2 separate regions of the Homo sapiens genome follow, and region 1 is linked to region 2. The links are chromatin loops, found by intact Hi-C in ENCODE. Cell type or tissue: natural killer cell. All regions are shown on one strand. Each heading gives the region's core, and the rest is flanking DNA. Links, peaks and the distances in the headings are about the cores only. Region 1 overlaps LINC01980 (long intergenic non-protein coding RNA 1980). Region 2 holds the start of LINC02084 (long intergenic non-protein coding RNA 2084).

Evidence for each region. A loop is a pair of places that touch in the nucleus more often than their neighbours do. Peaks named below come from ENCODE experiments on the same cell type or tissue, not always from the same donor. Only the 100,000 strongest peaks of a DNase experiment are listed, where the experiment ranks them.
Region 1: a loop joins it to region 2, with 2.9 times the contacts of the local background. A loop is called at or near these places in 3 of 110 quality-filtered maps.

What each region holds. Positions count from the first base shown.
Region 1 is chr3:27,855,150-27,865,517 of GRCh38, reverse strand. It overlaps LINC01980 (long intergenic non-protein coding RNA 1980), which reads right to left. Exons shown (of 5, transcript NR_146630.1): 5 at 5,193-5,431. Among named protein-coding and RNA genes, the nearest start is that of LINC01981, 26 kb to the right of the region's middle. In natural killer cell, for the core only: no CTCF peak of the experiment used is centred there; a DNase peak (open chromatin) is centred at 4,297; H3K27ac peaks cover 1,296 bases.
Region 2 is chr3:27,708,261-27,718,628 of GRCh38, reverse strand. LINC02084 (long intergenic non-protein coding RNA 2084) reads right to left here and starts at 5,710. Exons shown (of 2, transcript XR_007095851.1): 1 at 5,587-5,710; 2 at 4,229-5,472. It overlaps EOMES (eomesodermin), which reads left to right. Exons shown (of 6, transcript NM_001278182.2): 5 at 1-42; 6 at 821-2,676. The coding sequence ends at 1,559. It also overlaps the pseudogene KIAA1143P2. RefSeq lists enhancers at 3,644-4,540, 5,212-5,897. In natural killer cell, for the core only: CTCF peaks have their summits at 6,184 and 6,387 (motif pointing left); DNase peaks (open chromatin) are centred at 5,028, 5,838, 5,958, 6,378 and 2 weaker places; H3K4me3 peaks cover 2,823 bases; H3K27ac peaks cover 2,769 bases.

The sequences.
Region 1 (10,368 bases), core at 1,708-6,707, 150 kb before region 2:
GATTCTCCTGCTTCAGCCTCCTGAGTAGCTGGGATTACAGGCATATACCAACACACCCGGCTAATTTTGTATTTTTGGTAGAGATGGGGTTTCACCATGTTGGTCAGGCTGGTCTTGAACTCCTGACCTCAGGTGATTCACCAGCCTCAGCCTCCCAAAGTGCTGGGATTACCGGGGTGAGATACTGCACCTGGCCCTTAAGAATAAATTTAATCAAGAAAGTGAAAGATCTGTACATTGGAAACTATAAAGCATTGGTGAAAGAAATCAAAGAAGACTCAAATAAATGGAAGGATATCCTATATTCTTTGATTGGAATAATTAATATTATTTAATGTTCATATTATCCAAAGTAGCCTACAGATTTAATGCAATCCCTTTCAAAATTTCCATGAGATTTTCCACGTAAGTAGAAAAAACAATCCTAAAATTTTTATGGAACCACAAAAGATCCTGAATAGCCAAAGCCATCTTGAGCAAAAAGAAAAAGCTGGAGATATCATACTACCTTATTTCAAAGTACACTACAAAGTTAGAGTACTCAAAGCAGCATGATACTGCTAAAAAACAAAAAAACAAAACAAAACAAAACAAAAAAAACAGACTTGTAGACCAATGGAACAGAATAGAGAGCCCAGAAATAAATTCACCCATTTACAGTCAATTGGTCTTCAAAAAAGTTACCAAGAACACACAATGGGTGGGCGCAGTGGCTCACGCCTGTAATTCCAACACTGTGGATTACTTGAGGTCAGGAGTTTGAGACCACCCTGGCCAACATAGTGAAACCCTGTCTCTACTAAATTACAAAAATTAGCTGGGAGTGGTGGTGCACACCTGTAATCTCAGCTACTCTGGAGGCCGAGGCACAAGAATTGCTTGAACCCAGGAGGTGGACGCTGCAGTGATCCGAGATCATACCCCTGCACTCCAGTCTGGGTGACAGAGCAAGACTACATCTCAAAAAAAAGAACACACAATGGAGAAAGTATAGGCTCTTCAATAAATGGTCCTGGGAAACCTGGATTTCCACATGCAAAAGCAAAAATTGGACTATTAGACTGAACACAAAAATCAACTTAAAATGGAAAAAAAGACCTAGCTGTAAGACCTGAAATCATAAAATTCCTAGAAGAAAACAGAGGAAAACCTCCTGGACATTGGCCTTGTCAATGATTTATTGGATATCACAACAAAAGCTCAGGCTACAAAAGCAAAAATAAATAAGTGGGATTTCATCAAACTAAAAAGCTTCTGCACAGCAACAGAAACCATCAACAAAATGAAAAAGTGACCTAGAGATTAGGAAAAAATATTTGTAAACCATATATAGACAAGGGGTTAATAGTGAAAATATGTAAGAAATTCAAATCAATCACAAGAACACAAATAAGCCCACTGAAAAATGGACAAAAGATCTGAATATAATTTTTTTAAAGAACACATAAAAATGGCCCACAGATATACGAAGAAAACATTCAATATCGGAGAATGCAAATTAGCAGTGAGATATTGCATCACTCCTGTTAGAATGGCTACTACCAAAAAGAAAAAATACAACAAGTGTTGGTGGGGATGTGGAGAAAAGGAAAACCTTGTATACTATTGGTGGAAATATAAGTTAGTAAAGCCACTATGGAACACAGTGTAAAGCCACTATGGAACACAGTGTAGAGATTTCTTAAAAAGAAAAAAAAAAAAGAACTACCATATGATCTAGCAATCCCACTTCTGGGTATAGAACCCCCCCCCAAAAAATGTATAATAAAACCAGTATGTCAAAGAGATATCCATAGTCCCATGTTCACTGCAGCATTATTCACCTAAGATCTATCAACATATAAATGGATAAAGGAAAATGTAATATATATACACAATGGGATACTATTCAGCCTTAAAAAAGAAGGAATCCTTGTCATTTGCAACAATATAGATGAATGTGGAGAACATTTTGTTAAGTGAAATAAACCAGAGAAAGACAAATACTGCGTGACCGCACTTTATGTAAAATCTAAAAACGTGAAACTCACAGGGAGTAGCATGCTGATTGCCAGGAACTGCGGAGAGGTAAGACGAATGGGTAGATATTGTTTAAAGGATACAAGATGTCAGTCAGATAGGATGAATAACTTCTGGAGATCTATTGTACAGCATGATGACTGTAATTATTAATAATGTATTGTATACTTGGAAATTGCTAAGAGATTAGATCTTAATCTCTCAACACAAAAAAATTCTAAGTGTGTGAGGTAATGGGCAAGTTAATTTGATTGATTAAATCATTTCACAGTGTATACATATATCAAACATCACATGTACATTGTAAATATCTAAATTTTTTGTCAATAACACCTTAGTAAAGCTCAGGGAAATAATAAAACTCACCATCAATAATGCCTGGAATACTGTACATTTACTGACATTTTGTTTAATAATGAGCAACACCTAGGTTTAGCTCGAGTCCGAGGAATATAAGTGTCTTAACAGAATTTCAGCAATACAAGAAGCCCCTCATTATGACATCTGGTTTTGTCTGGTCCCATAGGCCCCCATGCCTTCCCTACTAGAGGGTTTCCATATCTTCTGCACCCATTATAACAAGGTTACATATAATATCCCACCATCTAATATCCCACTGCCTGCACTAATATGGAATTCCTGACAGAAACACTAGATCTACTTTTCTGCATCACTTGGGTGCTTCTTTCCAAATAGCTCCTGCTAGCTCAGTATAAATAATGTCATGGCATTCTTCCTTTCTCTGGACGACATTCATTAGAATCACAGAATCATGCAATATTTGAGCCAGAGACTTCTATGAGACAATCTTATGTGACAACAATCTCCTTGAATGCCCTTGCGTGGTCAGCTCTGGGCAGAGGCATCAGAGGACAGAGCAGGCCTGGGTTCAGTGTGAGGTGAGATAACAAATGTGATGATTACTTTGTCAAGTTCAATGAATCCGTGGCCTTATCCCAGCTGTGGGATGCCGAAACCATAATGATTGAAGAGCCCAAGCTTGATAGCCAGGCAGACCTGATTTTAATTCTTGACCATGTCCCCGTGAACCTGGGCAAGTGATACCTCTGTATACCTCATATTCATCATCCGTAAAATGGGAACAATAATGTCTACCTCATATAGTAAGACACAAAGCAAAGCCCCTGAAGCAATTGAGGCAGTCAATATGTAGCAGCTTAAAAATAGCAGAGCTCTCAGGTTTTCTGGCTCTGCGGACATTGAACTCCAAGATCAAGAATACTTTTGCTCTTAGTCTACCAAGTCACTACACCAATATACATAACCTGCTCTGAGAGACAAGTTTTAGTTTAGGGTTCACCTTTAATTTACTGGGTATATCTATGCAAGTTGCTTGATTTTTTGAGAACGGTCATTTAGTAATGGCCCTTCTATTTGATTTTTTGTTTCCTAAGATATTTATAATATAAATAAGATTTGTTTAAAAAGTAAAATGCATTCATAGTCCATCTAACTAGTACCAGGATAATTTTTCTAGATATGTTCATCTGTCATCTCTTTATTTTGCCTTCCTTTCTGAGTTTGATCTCAGTCCTAGCCAGGCATGGTGGTGTACACCAGTAGTCCCAGCTACTCTGGAGGCTGGGGCAAGAGGATGACTTGAGCCCAAGAAGTCAAGGCTGCAGTGAGCTATGATCTCACCACTGCACTCTATGCTAGGTGACAGAGTGAGATCCCGTCTCTAAAAGACAGCAACAATAACAACAAAATGATCTCAGTCTTTTTAATTCATTTAGAGCAATGGTTCTCAATCAGAGCAATTTTGCCACAGGGAAGGTTACAGATATTTGGCAACATCTGTAGATACTTTTGATTGTCACAGCTGAGGAAAGCAGTGTCACTGGTCTCTGGTGAGTAGAGGCCAGAAAGCTGCTAACCAATATTTAAGGAACCTGGACGTCCACAACAAAGAACTACCTGGCCGCAAAAGTCAATAGTGCGGAGGCTGAGAAACCCTGATTTAGAGTGAGGCCCTTCAACTTGTAAGAATCGAGCTCAGCAGCCTCACTTCTAAGACAAGCACCTCCCATTAAACTTTGATTCCCTCCCTCCTCCCTAGCTCTGACAAACAGCTGTTTCAAAACAGTAACACACAAAGTGTATCTTAAACATATGGAAAGTCAAGAAATTCAGAGTTAAGGTTTAAAAATTCGAGGCTGGCACCCTGATGTTAAAAAAAGACAAAGCCTAAAGGTGTCAGGGTGTGAGCTGAAGACAAAGTGTAAGCTTTCAACTCCAACCCTGCTACTTTTGGCTTCTGTGGGCTTAGGTCAGACTCTCTCTGCTATCCTGGGGTGGTTGTTCTGTGGTTTCCTTTTGAGTTCTATAGAACTTGAAGACACAAACATTGGCAATACACAAGGCAGGCCTCAAGAGATGGAGGCATGAGCCATTTAAGGTTTAAAATCTAATTTTTAAATTAATATTTCTTTAATAAAACCACTAAGATGTGGCACTTTATGTTCCAGATTTTCACAACTGTTGTTTCTATCACTTATCTGTTTAAAAAATCAATTAACGTGTTAATTTTTTGAGGTTATAACTGTAAAAGATAAAATGGCACAGCCAAAAAGCATAGTAGTGAGAAACAGGAGAAAAGTGGATTTCAGCCTTACCTCTACTGTTCACATTTTGAACAAGTTCCATAACTTCTCTGAATCTCCCCTCCCCCTTCTATAAAATTGGGGAAAATAATCTCTACCTCATGGATGGACATTGTATATAAAATACCAATTAGAATTCTAGAACATAAAGGCCCTCAATAAATAATAATTCTTTATTAAAAATCAAGGTCTCTCTTTAGTAATGGAATCAAACTATACAAATATGAAAAGGTAAACTAAAAAATTCAAAATCATGAATGGCATGGCAGCCTGCCCTGAGAGTGGAGAAGGTTACAGAGTGGTCGCCCATGATTACTTAGCCCAGAACCAATAACTACCAGCTACATATATTCATGTGAAGACGGAGAGGAGGACCAGGATACCAAAGGTAGAAAAGCCAAGGGCACAGGGAGAGGTCATCAAGTTGTTATAATTAGCTGGACTATAGCATATTTACAAGAGTATGGTCAGAGGTGAAGCTGGAAAAGTAATCTGTGCTAGTCAGGTATCAACACAATTATGATGTATAGTAAGCACCACAAAACTTAATGATATACATTAACAAGCCTTTATTCTCATACTCATAAATCTGCAGGTCAGCTGAGGTTCAGTTAACGTAGATTGAGTGTGGCTGGGTAGCTCTGATTCTCCTATGTATTAGGTGACTTGAATCCAGGCTGTGGATTGACCTCAGGTCTTCCTTGTGTGTGTTAATTTTGGAGCCATGGCTAAAGGGATAGCAGGAATCCAGGGCATGTTCTTCTCATGATGGATCTGGAGCATAAGAGCTGAGCCAAATCATAAAAAAACACAGGTAAGACCTTTGCTCTTGCAACATCTACTCATATTTCATTGCCAAAGCAAGTCACATGGGGTGAGGAAACAAACCCAGCAGGAGGGCACAGCAAAGTTACCAGACAAAGGTATGAATGTACAATCCTATCACAGGGGAGTGAAGAATTATGACCAAAATTATAATCTATTGCAATGTCATGTAAGGGCAGATCTTAAATATAGAAATAATGTGCGGTAGGGCACAGTGTCTCACACCTGTAACCCCAGCACTTTAAGAGGTTGAGGCGGGAGGATTGCTTGAGCCCCAGAGTTCCAGACCATCCTGGGCAACATAGCAAGACCCTCGTCTCTACAAAAAAAATTTAAAAAATTGTACCAGGTTTGGTAGTGCACACCTGGAGTCTCAGCTACTCAGGAGGCTAAGGTGGGAGGATCACTTGAGCTTTGGAGGTCGATGCAGTGAGTCATGATTGCCCCCCCTGCACTCCAACACAGTTGACAGAGTAAGACCCTGTCTCCAAAAATAAAATGAAATTAAATAAAATAGTTGCAATAGACAATCCTTAAAAAGAAATGATGTGCTCAGAGCTACAAAGGCAATTAGAAAAGATTTTCTGTTGCTAGGAGGAAAGTCATGAGGAGCTGCATTTCAGAGGAGGTATTAGAAAAGGAGATAAAGGGTTGAGATCATGGAATTTAAATAATTTAACTATTTACTGGCTGGTGGGCAAAGATAGTGCCAAAAAAAAGGAGCCATCACAAATAAATTTGGAATTTGAGAGTTTGGGTCTTATAGTCTGAGAGAACAGTAAAGTTACCCATAATAATAATGCATATATTTTATTGAGCACATATTGTTTGCCAGATAATGTATTAAGTATTTGGTAGGCAATTTTTTAATCTTCGCAATAAACCAGTGAGATAAGTATAGTCCTTATCTTTATTTTTGAGATGTGGTAACAGGCTAAGTAACTTACCCAAGATCACAGAGCTAAAAAGTGGTAGACTCATGATTGATAGGCCACTGATGGGCTCTGGAGTCCACACTGTCTTGCCATTTATTTATTTCCTTATTTCCTACCCTGCTCTATGGTTGAAATGTTCATATTATTTTATTAACTTCTAGTTTAAGCTCAGGGGTACATGTGCAGGATGTGCAGGTTTGTTATATAGGTAAACATGTGCCATGGTGGTTTCCTGGACAGATCATACCATCACCTAGGTATTAAGCCCAGCATCCCTTAGCTATTATTCCTGATGCTCTTCCTCCCCACAACCCTGCTCTGACAGGCCCAAGTGTGTGTTGTTCCCCAACTATGTGGCCATGTGTTCTAATCATTCAGCTCCCACTTATAAATGAGAACATGTGATGTTTGGTTTTCTGTTCCTGCATTAGTTTGCTGAGGATAATGGCTTCCAACTCTATCCATGTCCCTGCAAAAGACATGATCTCATTCCTTTATATGGCTGCATAGTATTCCATTGGAGATATATACATACATATATATATATGTATGTATATATCTCACAATTTCTTTATCCAGTCTATCATTGATGGGCATTTAAGTTGATTCTATGTCTTTACCATTGTGAATAGTGCTGCAATGAGCATACACATGCATGGATCTTTATAACAGAATGATTTATATTTCTTTGGGTATATACCCAGTAATGGGATTGCTGGGTCAAATAGTATTTCTGCCTCTAGGTCTCTGAGGAATCACCACACTGTCTTCCACAGTGGTTGAACTGATTTACACTCCCACCAACAGTGTAAAAGCATTCCTTTCTCTGCAACCTTGCAAGCATCTATTGTTTTTTGACATTGTAATAGTAGACATTCTGAATGGTGTGAGATGGTATCTCATTGTGGTTTTGATTTGCGTTTTTCTAATAATCAGTGATGTTGAGCTTTGTTTCATGTTTGTTGGCTGCATGTATGTCTTCTTTTGAGAAGTGTCTGTTCATGTTCTTTGACCACTTTTTAATGGGGTTGTTTATTTTTTTCTTGTTAATTTGTTTAAGTTCCTCATAGATTCTGGATATTAAACCTTTGTCAGATGGATAGATTGCAAAAACTTTCTCCCATTCTGTAGGTTTTCTCTTCACTCTGATAATAGTTTCTTTTGCTATGCAGAAGCTCTTTAGTTTAATTAAATCCCATTTATCAATTTTTGCTTTTGTTGCAATTGCTTTTGGCATTTTTGTCATGAAATTTTTGCCCATGCCTATGTCCTGAATGGTATTGCCTAGATTTTCTTCTAGGGTTTTTATAGTTTTGGGTTTTACATTTAAGTCTTTAATCCATCTTGAGTTAATTTTTGTATAAGGTAAAAGGAAGGGGTCCAGTTTCAATTTTCTTCATATGGCTAGCCAGTTATCCCAGCATCATTTATTAAATAAGGAATCCTTTCCTCATTGCTTGTTTTTGTGAGCTTTGTCAAGGATCAAATGGTTGTAGGTCTGTGGTCTTATTTCTGAGTTCTCTATTCTGTTCCACTGGTCTGTATGCCTGTCCTTGTACCAGTATCATGCTGTTTTGGTTACTGTAGCCTTGTAGTATAGTTTGAAGTTGAGTAGCATGATGCCTCGTTCTTTTTGCTTAGGATTATCTTGGCTATTTGGGCTCTTGCTTCCATATGAATTTAAAACTCTTCTTTCTAATTCTATAAAGAATGCCAATGGTAGTTGAATAGGAATGACATTGAATCTATCAATTACTTTGGGCAGTTTGGCCATTTTCATGATATTGATTCTTCCTATTTATGAGCATGAAATGTTTTTCCATTTGCTTGTGTTTTCTGTGATTTCTTTGAGCAATGGTTTATAGTTCTCTTTAAAGGATCCTTTACTTCCCTTGTTAGCTAAATTCCTAGGTATTTTATTCTCTTTGTAGCAATTGTGAATGGGAGTTCATTCATGATTTGGCTCTCTGCCTGTTGTTGGTGTGTAGGAATGCTAGCAATTTTTGCACATTGATTTTGTATGCTGAGACTGCTGAAGTTGCTTATCAGCTTAAGAAGCTTTTGGGCTGAGACAACAGGGTTTTCTAGATATAGGAAAATGTCTTCTGCAAACAAAGATAATTTGACTTCCTCTCTTCCTATTTGAATTCACTTTATTTCTTTCTCTTGTCTGATTATCCTGGCCAGAACTTCCAATACTGTGTTGAATAGGAGTGGTGAGAGAAGACATCCTTGTCATGTGCCGGTTTTCAAAAGGAATGCTTCCAGCTTTTGCCCATTCACTATGATATTGGCTATGGGTTTGTCATATATGGCTCTTATTATTTTGAGGGATGTTCCTTCAATACCTAGTTTATGGAGAGTTTTTAACACGAAGGGGTGTTTAATTTTATTGAAGGCCTTTTCTGCACCTATTGAGATAATCATGTGGTTTTCGTCTTTAGTTCTGTTTATGTGATGAATCACATTTATTGATTTGCTTATGTTGACCTAACCTTGCATCCTGGAGATGAAGCCAACTTGATCATGGTGGTTAAACTTTTTGATGTGCCGCTGGATTTGGTTTGCCAGTATTTTATTGAGAATTTTTACATTGATGTTCATCAACGATATTGGCCTGAAGTTTTCATTTTTTGTTTTATCTCTGCCAGGTTTTGGTATCAGGATGATACTGGCCTCATAGAATGAGTTAGGGAGAAATCTATCCTTTTCCTTTTTTTGTAATAGTTTCAGTAGAAATGGTACCAGCTGTTCTTTGTACCTCTGGTTAAATTCAGCTGTGAATCTTTCTGGTTCTAGGCTTTTTGGTTGTTAGGCTATTTATTACTGCCTCAATTTCAGAACTCATTATTGGTCTATTCAGGGATTCAATTTCTCCTTGGTTCAGTCTTGGGAGGGTGTATGTATCCAGGAATTTATCCATTTCTTCTAGATTTTCTAGTTTATGTGCATAGAGGTGTTTATAGTCATCTCTGATGGTTGTTTGTATTTCTGTGGGGTCAATGGTGATATCCCCTTTATCATTTCTGATTGTGTTGTTTGATTCTTCTCTCTTTTCTTCTTTATTACTCTAACTGGCAGTCTACTATTTTATTACTTTTTTTTTTCAAAAAATCAGCTCTTGGATTTGTTGATTTTTGAAGAGTTTTTTTATGTCTCTGTCTCCATTTCAGCTCTGATCTTGTTATTTCTTGTCTTCTGCTAGATTTGGGGTTTGTTTGCTCTTGGTTCTCTAGTTTTTTTGTTTGTTTGTTTGTTTGTTTTGGATATAACGTTAGGTTGTTAACTTGAGATCTTTCTAGCTTTTTGATGTGGGTATTTAGTGCTATCAGTTTCCCTCTTAACCTGCTTTAGCTGCATCCCAGAGATTCTGGTATGTTGTCTCTGTTTTCATTAGTTTCAAAGAACTTCTTGATTTCTGCCTTGATTTCACTGTTTACCCAAGAGTCATTTAGGAGCAAGTTATTCAATTTCCATTAGTTGTGTGGTTTTGAGTGAATTTCCTAGTCTTGAGTTCTAATTTCATTGCTCTGTGGCCTGAGAGACTGTTTGTTATGATTTCAGTCCTTTTGCATTTGCTGAGGAGTGTTTCACTTCTGATTATGAGATCAATTCTAGATTAAGTGCCATGTGGTGATGAGAAGAATGTATATTCTGTTGTTTTTGGCTGGAGAGTTCTGTAGATATCTATCAGTTGCACTTGATGCAGAGCTGAGTTCTGGTCCTCAATATCATTATTAATTTTCTGTCTCAAAGATCTGTCTAATATTGTCAGTGAAGTGTTAAAATCTTCCAATATTATTGCATGGAAGTCTAAGTTTCTTTGTAGGTTTCTAAGAACTTGCTTTATGAATCTGGGTCTTCCTGCATTGCATGCATATATATTAAGGATAGTTAATTCTTCTTGTTGAGCACTTTACCATTATGTAATGCCCTTCTTTGTCTTTTTTGACCTTTGTTGGCTT
Region 2 (10,368 bases), core at 3,596-8,595:
TCATAACCCCTTTGCAAAAGGCTTCAGAGACAACTATGATTCGTAAGTGCAGCTTTTATCCACACTTGCCTGATCATCTCTGAGCAGGACATACATCAACAGGCACTTTGCTGATAATGTATTTTAGGAAGAGCTTTTACCTTTGGGATTTTTACATATTTTTCTTTTTCCAAAATTTTTTCCTTTACTAATCTTGCTTTAGATTTTTCTCAGAAAGGTTGTGTTAATTTCTGAAGAAATGTTAAGGACTTAAAAATGAAGAGGTTTTTTTAGCATTTGAGTGAAGATTTGAAATTTTAAGAATCTGCATTTATATATACCTTTCTTTTCATTTGATCCATTTTTTTATCCTCCCAAGAGCAGATATTATTACTCTCCCCCACCCCCACTTTTTTTTTTAACATAAGAAAAAACTGAAACTAAGAGGATGTAATTTCACAACACGAAATAGCAAGGCCCTGCTCTTTTTAAAATCTGAGTTTTCTACCGCCACAGCCAGTGTTTTTTCCATCACATTGACAAAGGAGGTTTGATCTGAGTTTTTCGTGTTCTAGGACTAGTAAAGGTAGATTTTCTATAGTTTAAATACTTGATGCCTAGGAGGAAACTTTTTCTTGCATGGTGGGAAATTTTTCCCAATAAGCCAAGAGTCCAGCTAAAATGGGCCAGTGCATCTCCTGCCTCTGTTCTTTCAGCCCAACAGACCAGCACTTTCGGTGTAGATAACCAACACAAGCCTTTTTCATTTCTGGGAGGTGGTTTGTTTGGGGACAACATTAGGGTTTTTTTTTTTTTTTAAGTGTTTCTCTTTATATTGTAGCATGTACACCGCTTCAGAAAATGACAGGTTAACTCCATCTCCCACGGATTCTCCTAGATCCCATCAGATTGTCCCTGGAGGTCGGTACGGCGTTCAATCCTTCTTCCCGGAGCCCTTTGTCAACACTTTACCTCAAGCCCGCTATTATAATGGCGAGAGAACCGTGCCACAGACCAACGGCCTCCTTTCACCCCAACAGAGCGAAGAGGTGGCCAACCCTCCCCAGCGGTGGCTTGTCACGCCTGTCCAGCAACCTGGGACCAACAAACTAGACATCAGTTCCTATGAATCTGAATATACTTCTAGCACATTGCTCCCATATGGCATTAAATCCTTGCCCCTTCAGACATCCCATGCCCTGGGGTATTACCCAGACCCAACCTTTCCTGCAATGGCAGGGTGGGGAGGTCGAGGTTCTTACCAGAGGAAGATGGCAGCTGGACTACCATGGACCTCCAGAACAAGCCCCACTGTGTTCTCTGAAGATCAGCTCTCCAAGGAGAAAGTGAAAGAGGAAATTGGCTCTTCTTGGATAGAGACACCCCCTTCCATCAAATCTCTAGATTCCAATGATTCAGGAGTATACACCAGTGCTTGTAAGCGAAGGCGGCTGTCTCCTAGCAACTCCAGTAATGAAAATTCACCCTCCATAAAGTGTGAGGACATTAATGCTGAAGAGTATAGTAAAGACACCTCAAAAGGCATGGGAGGGTATTATGCTTTTTACACAACTCCCTAAAGAGTTATTTTAACCTCAAAAATTAGCTAACTTTTTGCAGATGGACTTGGTGGTGTTTTTTGTTGTCTTCTTTGCCTAGGTTGCCAAAAAGATGTTTGCCTTCCACCTTGATGCATCCTGTTTTGTGCAATTCTCTAAAAGAAGGTGCCAAAGCTTTTTGATTGCTGCAGGTAACTGAAACAAACCTAGCATTTTTAAAAAATAAGATTAATGGAAGACTTTAAGGTATTTTAAAATTCGAAGGGTATCCAAGGTTCTGTATTTATTTATTGGGGAGACACTAACCCTTCAAAGAAGCAGGCTGTGAACATTGGGTGCCCAGTGCTATCAGATGAGTTAAAACCTTTGATTCTCATTTCTATTTGTAAATTCTTAAGCAAATAGAAGCCGAGTGTTAAGGTGTTTTGCTTCTGAAAGAGGGCTGTGCCTTCCGTTTCAGAAGGAGACATTTTGCTGTTACATTCTGCCAGGGGCAAAAGATACTAGGCCCAGGAGTCAAGAAAAGCTTTTGTGAAAGTGATAGTTTCACCTGACTTTGATTCCTTAACCCCCGGCTTTTGGAACAAGCCATGTTTGCCCTAGTCCAGGATTGCCTCACTTGAGACTTGCTAGGCCTCTGCTGTGTGCTGGGGTGGCCAGTGGGACTCAGGAGAGAGCAAGCTAAGGAGTCACCAAAAAAAAAAAAAAAAAAAAGGGAGAATTTAAAAGTGTACAGTTGTGTGTTTAGATACACTATAGAATAATGTGGTATATATTGTACAAATAGTCTACATAGGTGTCTGGGATAATGTAAAACTGGTGCTTTGGCTTTGTAAAGAATTTGCAAATCACTTAACAGCTGCAGGGGCAAGGGGAGAGTTTCATCATCCCCATGATATTTGGGAATATTCTGTTTACTTCTTAGATAGTTAAGAATGTATTCAGCTACTATGTACTAACTTGAACCGTGTTTAAGGAAAACTCCTATTTCATCCTCTTCTTGCGCCATCCCCTCTCCCTAACTTGGTAATGTGAAGAAACTAAAACCTGATACCACAGCTCCTATAGGCATTTTAGAGATCTTGGATTTTTATGTACAGTCTTAGTCATTTTTAATAAATGTGGTTCAGTAAGGGAACGGACATAGCTCTGTCTTCTGTGCTGTTGGGGTTTTCATCTTTGCTTTAAAGATCTCATTTTGCTTCCTCCTGTATCGTTTTCAGCTTTAACAGTGCCTCACCCATCCCCTACCTCCACGGAAGGCTCTAGAATCTCTAACTGGATACTGTAGTCATGCGGGGGTGGGGATGTTTTGTTTATCTTCTTTTTTCCTTGAAGTGGAATGGGGCTATTTCCTTACCCCACTGGGAAGTCTGGACAATGGGTGTTGGCGGGGCGGGGGAGGGGGGCGGGGGAACGGGGGAGGGAAGATTGCTGCCGATTGCCCACATCAGACTTAACCAAGCCTCGAAAACCTCCGCTTCTGGCTCTTGGAGACCAGGCTCTGTCAGAGCGCCTGGCCACTAAGTTCTCTGGGCTTTTTTCTAGGCTTACTTGGGGCCACCCATCCTTAGGCCCACCTAGGCTCCCTGGGAACCCCCGTGGCCCTTTGAGCGCCCACCAGTTCAGGGTCCCTGGGGCGCGGCGGAGCGGGGGGCTGCACACAGCTCAGCTTCTGCGCCCACCTGCGGCTTTCTTCTGAACCCAGACGCTGCGCACCCGCCGCCGCCGGCTGCCGGCCTCAGTAGCTGCAGTCAAACTCCGCCCGGACTCGGTCTGAGGCGCAGGCTAGGGACGGGCGTGGCACTTACAAAGGAGGATTCCAGTCGTTCCGTGCACTGCCGCTCTGCAAACAGTGACCTTGGAGCAGTTCACCTTGCGCTTAGTTCCGTTTATTTGGCCCACGCTCCACGGGAAGACGAAGGACAGCCCATCCCCTGGCTGAACCCTGGGAGGTCCAAAGAGTGGGGTGGAGGGTCCCCTTTGTCCCCCCAGCCAGACGTCCCGCCAGGCTTATCTGCAGACGGCTTCAGGCCCAGATTGCAAACCTTTCCAGCCCCCTCCTGGACCCTCCCGGGGTAAAGGTCTAGCTGGGAGGATCATTCTGCTAACTGTGTAGCGCGGAAATGCAGCTGCTAAGAGGATTAGCTGCTGGGAGGCGAGCAATCAGCCGAGACCTCCTCCCCTTCTGCGCCCAATTAAGGCCGCCAGGACCTTGTACCTCGACTGTCCTGTCTCCCTTCCCCTCCGTCCCTCTGGGGCCCGAGTTCTTCCCGCGCCACCCGTGACCTTGGGGGCTCGAACTCCTGCTCCGCGTTTCCGAACGGCCTACTCAAAACACTTTGGCAAAGGCGCCCCGAACTTTACCGGGGAGCCAAGGACAAAAGCGTTGAAGATGTGCTTTTTAAGATATATGTACTGTGGATGACTGATTTAGATTCCGGAAGGGAGACTCATAGCCCCCCTATCCTGGTCAGCGCCTTCCCCACACCCCCAACAGCCCCCTTACATCTGCATCCAACCACCGAATATTGGGAGATGCGATGGAATTTCGAAAACAGTGCTCTCCTATTTCTGCCCTCTAGAAAGCCCCAAAGTGCTAATCACTGCCGGGATATAGCAGATTCTGGCCCTAGTCTATTTCGGGTCCTGTATGTTTTTGCATCGTACAGTAAAAAAGAACCTGGTACTTGTGAAAAGTCCCTCACAGTGTTTAATAGAAACGTAAGTGGCTGAGTGGCCCCAATTAACACCTTATGATAAGGCATTCCTAAGATGGAGTGTCAGACACCAAATTGTGAAGAGATGTATCTAATTAATCCTCCTAGGATGACACCGATAAACAAGCCTCTATTTAAATAAAGATCAAGGGCTCGGCGCCCGGTTTGTTTACATTCTCCGCCAGGGTCTCCTAGTATGCACCGGTGCAGGCGGTGTTCCCTGCCCAGGGAGGAGATACTGGCTCGGGGGTCTGCTGGCTCGTCCTGGTTCACATCTCCGTTCTTGCCCCAAATAAACAAAAAACCACAATAAAATCAATAAATTGCAATGAAACAGGAAAAAGCAGTGCAAAGAGGACCTGACTCGGAGTTGGAAATACTGTTATTTGCCGTTTTCCACTGGTGTTCTTTCCATCACCAAACACTTTTTGGTTGTTGGTTTGCGAGGGAAAAAAGGAAGAAGGGGGGAAAGCAGCCCACATGTAGCCTCTAGAATTCTTTTCTGCTCTGGAGAGAATTCGGAGCAGGACCTTCCTCCGGTCCCCACCCCGCCCCGGCACGAGTTCGCTCTGGGTGGTTCCAGAATTCCTCCTCCTGGGTGTAGAAGCTGGGAATTGTCGGGATGTAGAGTAGCTATCCTGGGGGTGGAGTGGGGAGCCGCAGACGTCTGGAAGGGAAACTGGGAAAGGTGGGAAGAGTCAGAAAGAACTTGAGGAGGAGGGGAAGCAGCAGATTAGCGCGCCATATTTTCAGCCCATGTTTGGGCCGGATTTGGAGCCGGTTTCAAGTCTGCAGCAACGTATCTTCCAAACCTTCAATGGAGAGTTTCGAGGCTCCAAATCTGTTTTTGGTCCCGGTTTCCCTTTTTACAGCCGTCTTTGATTCGCTTTAAACCTAGGTGAAAGCAGACTCACGGTCTTCCCTCTCCTCTGCAGTCTCTTCTTTCCGAATTAAACCTGCGTAGGGGGAGGAATGTAATTTTTTAAATCTCTGCGGGTGTCATGGAAACGCTCTGGAATAAAAACTTCCCCGCATTCCCTTTGATTTTTATGGACATTCAGCTAACAGTAGGAACAAAAATTAAGATCTTTCCTTTCCCATTCGCCTGGACACTTATCTTTCCGGCTCGCGCCGCCGTGTCCTCTACCCGGCTACACAGCGACTCCAAAAGTTTAGCTTTCACCCCGCGGAGATTTCGACAGCTCTGGGAGGCTCTTTTTAAAAGGGAATTTGGAGAAATCTGTTGCTGAGCACGATTGAGTCCCACTCTATAAAATACCCATCACCCCGCCGTCATTCCTCAAGTTTACGCTTTCAAATATGCGAACCCCAAGGTCCAGCCCGGGAGTAAGCCAATCCCAGGACCCGGTCCACCGGCGCGTGTCTTGAAAAGAATGTCGGAGGTCAGATTCTCTCCTACCGCTTAGAGGCCTCGGCTCAGCGCACACATTTGGGGTTCGCAGGGCTTCCGCGCGCCGGAACCCGACCTGCGCTGGATTTTCTTCCGGGCGCAGGAGCTAAGCGATATCTTGGACAGTCTGAAGTTACAGGCACCTTTTTCTTCTCCCCCCTCTCCCCCAACAAGACGATGGGACTCCAGCCTTGCTGGTCATCGAATTTCTCCTTATTACGACTTAAATGAAAAGTAAAACACGAGACGTGGGCGAGTGCGCACACACACATCCACCCCCTTCTTCAACTCTGGGAGTCCTCTGTGTGTCGCCGAGGGCACGTATGGAGTTCGCCAAGGGAAGGATTCAGCTGCCCAAATGCTAACCAGGCCCTCAGCAATGGTCCCTAAAGTGCCCCCGCGTCACATGGATCTCTGACCGCCGCCGAAGCAATGCATTATTTCAGGCAGCATTCCCCTCCCACCAAATACACATTAAGAGACACGAGTTTAATTTTCCCCTGCCTCCTTGAAAAGCTCCGAACCCCTTCCTATAAGCCCTTGTGGGGACAGCAGGGCTTGCACAATGACTTTTGTAACTTTAAGTTCTACCCAGGTTTCCCCACACAGTTGGAGTGGAGGAGGACCCCACGCCTCACCCTTGGCCTCCAGGTCCCGCAGCAGAGTTTCCGCGCGGGTCTGCAGGCTCCTCTCTCTTCTGGGCCGCGGGCAGCCTTCGCCATCTGGTGGCCATGGAGAGTAAGGATCTCCCCAGCCGAAGAGAGCTCCTCCACTCTTAAAGCTGCTGCTTTGTCAGGTCCTGAACAGTTCCGTCAAAAAAAAAAAAAAAAAAAAAAAGAAAGAAAAAAAAGGACCCAGTGGCGCGATCTCACTGCAACCTCCGTCTCCCGGGTTCAAGTGATTCTCCTACCTCAGCCTCCCGAGTAGCTGGGACTACAGGCGTGCGCCACCACACCTGGCTGATTTTTGTATTTTTGGTAGAGGCTGGGTTTCACCATGTTGGCCAGGCTGGTCTCCAACTCCTGACCTCAGGTGATCCACCAGTCTCGGCTTCCCAAAGTGCTGGGATTACAGGTGTGAGCCGCTGAGCCCCACACTCCTACGCTTCTTTAAAAGTTTTTTAGTGTAGGGGAAGGAGCCTGGAATTTGGAGTTCTGTGACTTAAGTTCTAGTCCGCCGCCCCTTACAGCGGCATTGTCTTTAGCTTCACTGAACTTCATTTCCTCATCTGTGAAGTGGGGATTCCAACAGCACCTATCCCGGCAAAGAGTACTGAGAAGGAAGAAATGAGATTATAAATTTAACTGTTTTGTAAACTGTTGAGTAGTTCCGAATATTAGTAGGTATCACTAATTACTAATTTTATAACATGTATGATAGTAAACTTAGATGCATTAGCAAAGGAAAGTTTTTATTAATTCAGAAATAATTACAAATATTATGCAGTTTGAAAAAGTAGAGAGCAATGGACCCCCATGTGTCCACTACCAGCTACAATAACCATCAATCCATGGCCTCTCTTATTTCTTCCTGTAATCCCCACTCCACTCTTTCTGCCACGAATCCCGAAATTCCTGTCCTCTAATCCACAATTATTTCCGTACACAGCCCTTAAAGAAAAGGACTCTTTTAAAAAAAAAAAATATATATATATATATATATATATATATATATAACTGTCATGCTATTATCTCATCTAAAAAATCAACAATCATTTCTGAATATCGGGAAATATCCAGGTACGTTTTTCTGGTTGTCTCATAAAGTTGTTCTTGTTATTCTTTTTGTTTGCTTGTTCCTTACAGTTGTTTGTTTTAATCAGGATCCAAACAGGTCCCACACATGTGATTGATGTATCACTTAATTCTCTCAGTCTAGAACTCTCCCCTCTCAACTTTTCTCTTTTATTTTTCCTTGCAATTTATTGAAGAAATTGGGGCATTTGTTCTGTCTAGTTTTCCAGGTTCTGGTTTTGCTGATTGCAGTTCAGTAGTGTTAACATAGTCCTCTGATTCTTGTTTTTCCAACAAAGTGGTGTTTTATTGATCTGATCTAGATTCCACTTTTTTTTAGTAATAATATTTTATAGGTGGTAATATTCCATGAGGAGGCTCATGATGTCCAGTTGTCTCTTTTGGGGGCAGGTCTTTGTACATTGATGACTGTCAGTTAGACCCACTATTTCATTAAGGGGTTGGCAAAGGAGGTAAATTCCAGTACAGCTATTATTATCAATTACATATACATGAGAAAATTTTACTCAATGACACTTTGAATGTGACATTAAACAGAGTAAGCCAAAAAGCCAAGATCTCTGCTCTTTATATATCATCACAGGAAAACAGAGAGGCCTTCTGGGGAACATGAGACACAGAAACCTAGGTGTAAAATGGACAAAATGCATAAATTGGTAAGACTTAGTGGATGAAACATATTTATTAAGACAGTCTAATATGCCCCAAATTGCTAAGAAATCACATTAAACCAGTGCATATCAAAGTGATAAAGTAGGTTTCCATCTGTTTTTCTACTCTCAGGGCAAATTGTCAATTTCCTGATGCCTTTAAAAATATATTTCAATAACTCATAAGGAGGAGCATCATATGGAAATCATAAGTGCTAAAAAAAGGACTATTAAATAATTTGGTTGTTAAGCAGGGAGGGGAGTGATTTCATCTACCACAAGAGAAGTGGTTTTTTACCACTTTATTTGGAAATGATTGAGGGAGGAATCTGAGGGAGAGAAAGGTCGGGGGAAAGTCCAAGTTACTATCCACAATTCACAGCCTAGAACTTCTAGAACTGGAATGGAGTTGGTTACTGAGAGAGACCATCATGGAAATTCAAAGAATAACAAGGGTAGATTTGAACATGTAGATACCATTGCCACCATCTTGTTCCCTTCCTCGTCCCAGACACCAAATTGTAGACTATTCCGCAAAACTTCAGGCAATCAGAATGTTTCCTGCAAAGGTCTTAGATTGCCACCATTTCTTCTTGAAATGACTCAATATTAATGCCATAAGTATATAGCCTTCTGTTAACTAGCACTTCTTCCTAAATCCCTAAATCAGTCATCATTCCTTGAGTCACCGAATTGGAGAGCTGGGAGGCACCTTAGAGACTGCTCTAGTTCTATAAACCCCACTATACAGAGGCAAGAACCAAGTATCACTATGGTTTTGTGGTTTGCCAAGCCCCTTGAGGAACTCATTGGTTTGGCAGTGTATCATGGGTTAGACCCTATACTTTGGACATACAATATTTCAGAGGCTTGGGAAATATGTTTAGTCATGAAAACGTTAAATTCAAAAGCATAGTTTTTATTATTGTTTATGTTTTTCAGAGGATGAACAATATTTGAAATCCAAATGTATCCATGATTAATTTTTCTTCTTTTTCTTCTTCCTCTTCTTTTCTTCTTCTTTTTTTTTTTTTTTTTTTTTTTTTTTGAGACAGGGTTTCACTTTATCACCCAGGCACAATCATAGCTCACTGCAGCCTCAAAATCCTAGGTTCAAACAATCCTTCTACCACAGCCTCTTGAGTAGCTAGAACTACAGGTGCACACCACTATGCCTGGCTAATTAAAAAAAGTTTTTTTGTAGAGATGGATTCTCACTATGTTGTCCAGGCTGATCTTGCAATTCAGGGCTCAAAATCCTCCCACTTCAGCCTCCCAAAGCACTGAGATTATAGGCATGAGCCACCACACTCAGCCTTTTTTTAAGCCTATCATGGAGTGGTGCCTTCTTCATTGCACACTTTGGCCTATATAGCTTTGGGGTAGTGAATCCACAGAATATATGTTCTTCACCCTACATATTTGCTGGTTTTCTTAATCTTGGCAGGCAAATTTTGTCTTTATCTTACAGATCTAAAACCCAAGAATGATCTTTGGTATTTTACTTCTTTCAGGATTCAAGTTCCTCTGGTAAAAAGGCTTGTTGTTGATATAATTAACCAATAGTCTGTGCTCATCACTAAATATTTAGAAGACCACAGACACAGACTACATAGCTGTTATAGAAGAGCACAGAGAAGCATGAGTTAAGTTAGTGTGCAAAAATGTGTATACATGCTTGTATGTAGGAGTGTGTATTTGTGCCCCAGAGCTAATAACATTAAGCTGAGATTACAGAGTGTAGAATACAACTTGGAGAAAATGGTTAAGATGGTATCTAATATTTCCATTAGGGACTTTTCTGTTCAGAGCTGTCAAAACAGATTCTGTGAATTGACTAGACTATGGAAGGTGATCATAATGATATTGATGAAACACATAACTGAAAAACAGAATTTAAATAGAAGAGAGTCTCTAGAAATACAACTAAATCTTAATCTGGAGATACATGCCTCAAAATAACTCTCTCCCATTCCTTTTTCCCTCTCAACAAAAACAAACTCACTGGAAAAGGACAATCAAACATTTCCAAGCCTTGCAATGCCCTATTTCCCATCGGAGTTTCGGGAAAAAAAAATGTATGAGTCACATTCTTAACCTGGCAATAAGGTCCACGAGGTATTTGGTTTCTCTGTGTTTGCCAGCTTTCTTGTACATAGGCGAGGTTGCCAGATCCAAAGAGAGAGTAGTGTGGATAAGACCATTTGACAAAGGCTGCAGCTTTAGGAAGAACTTGACCAACCTTTAGTAAACCAGCAAGAAGGAGGCCAGACTCTCTCCTTCCACCCTCAAATC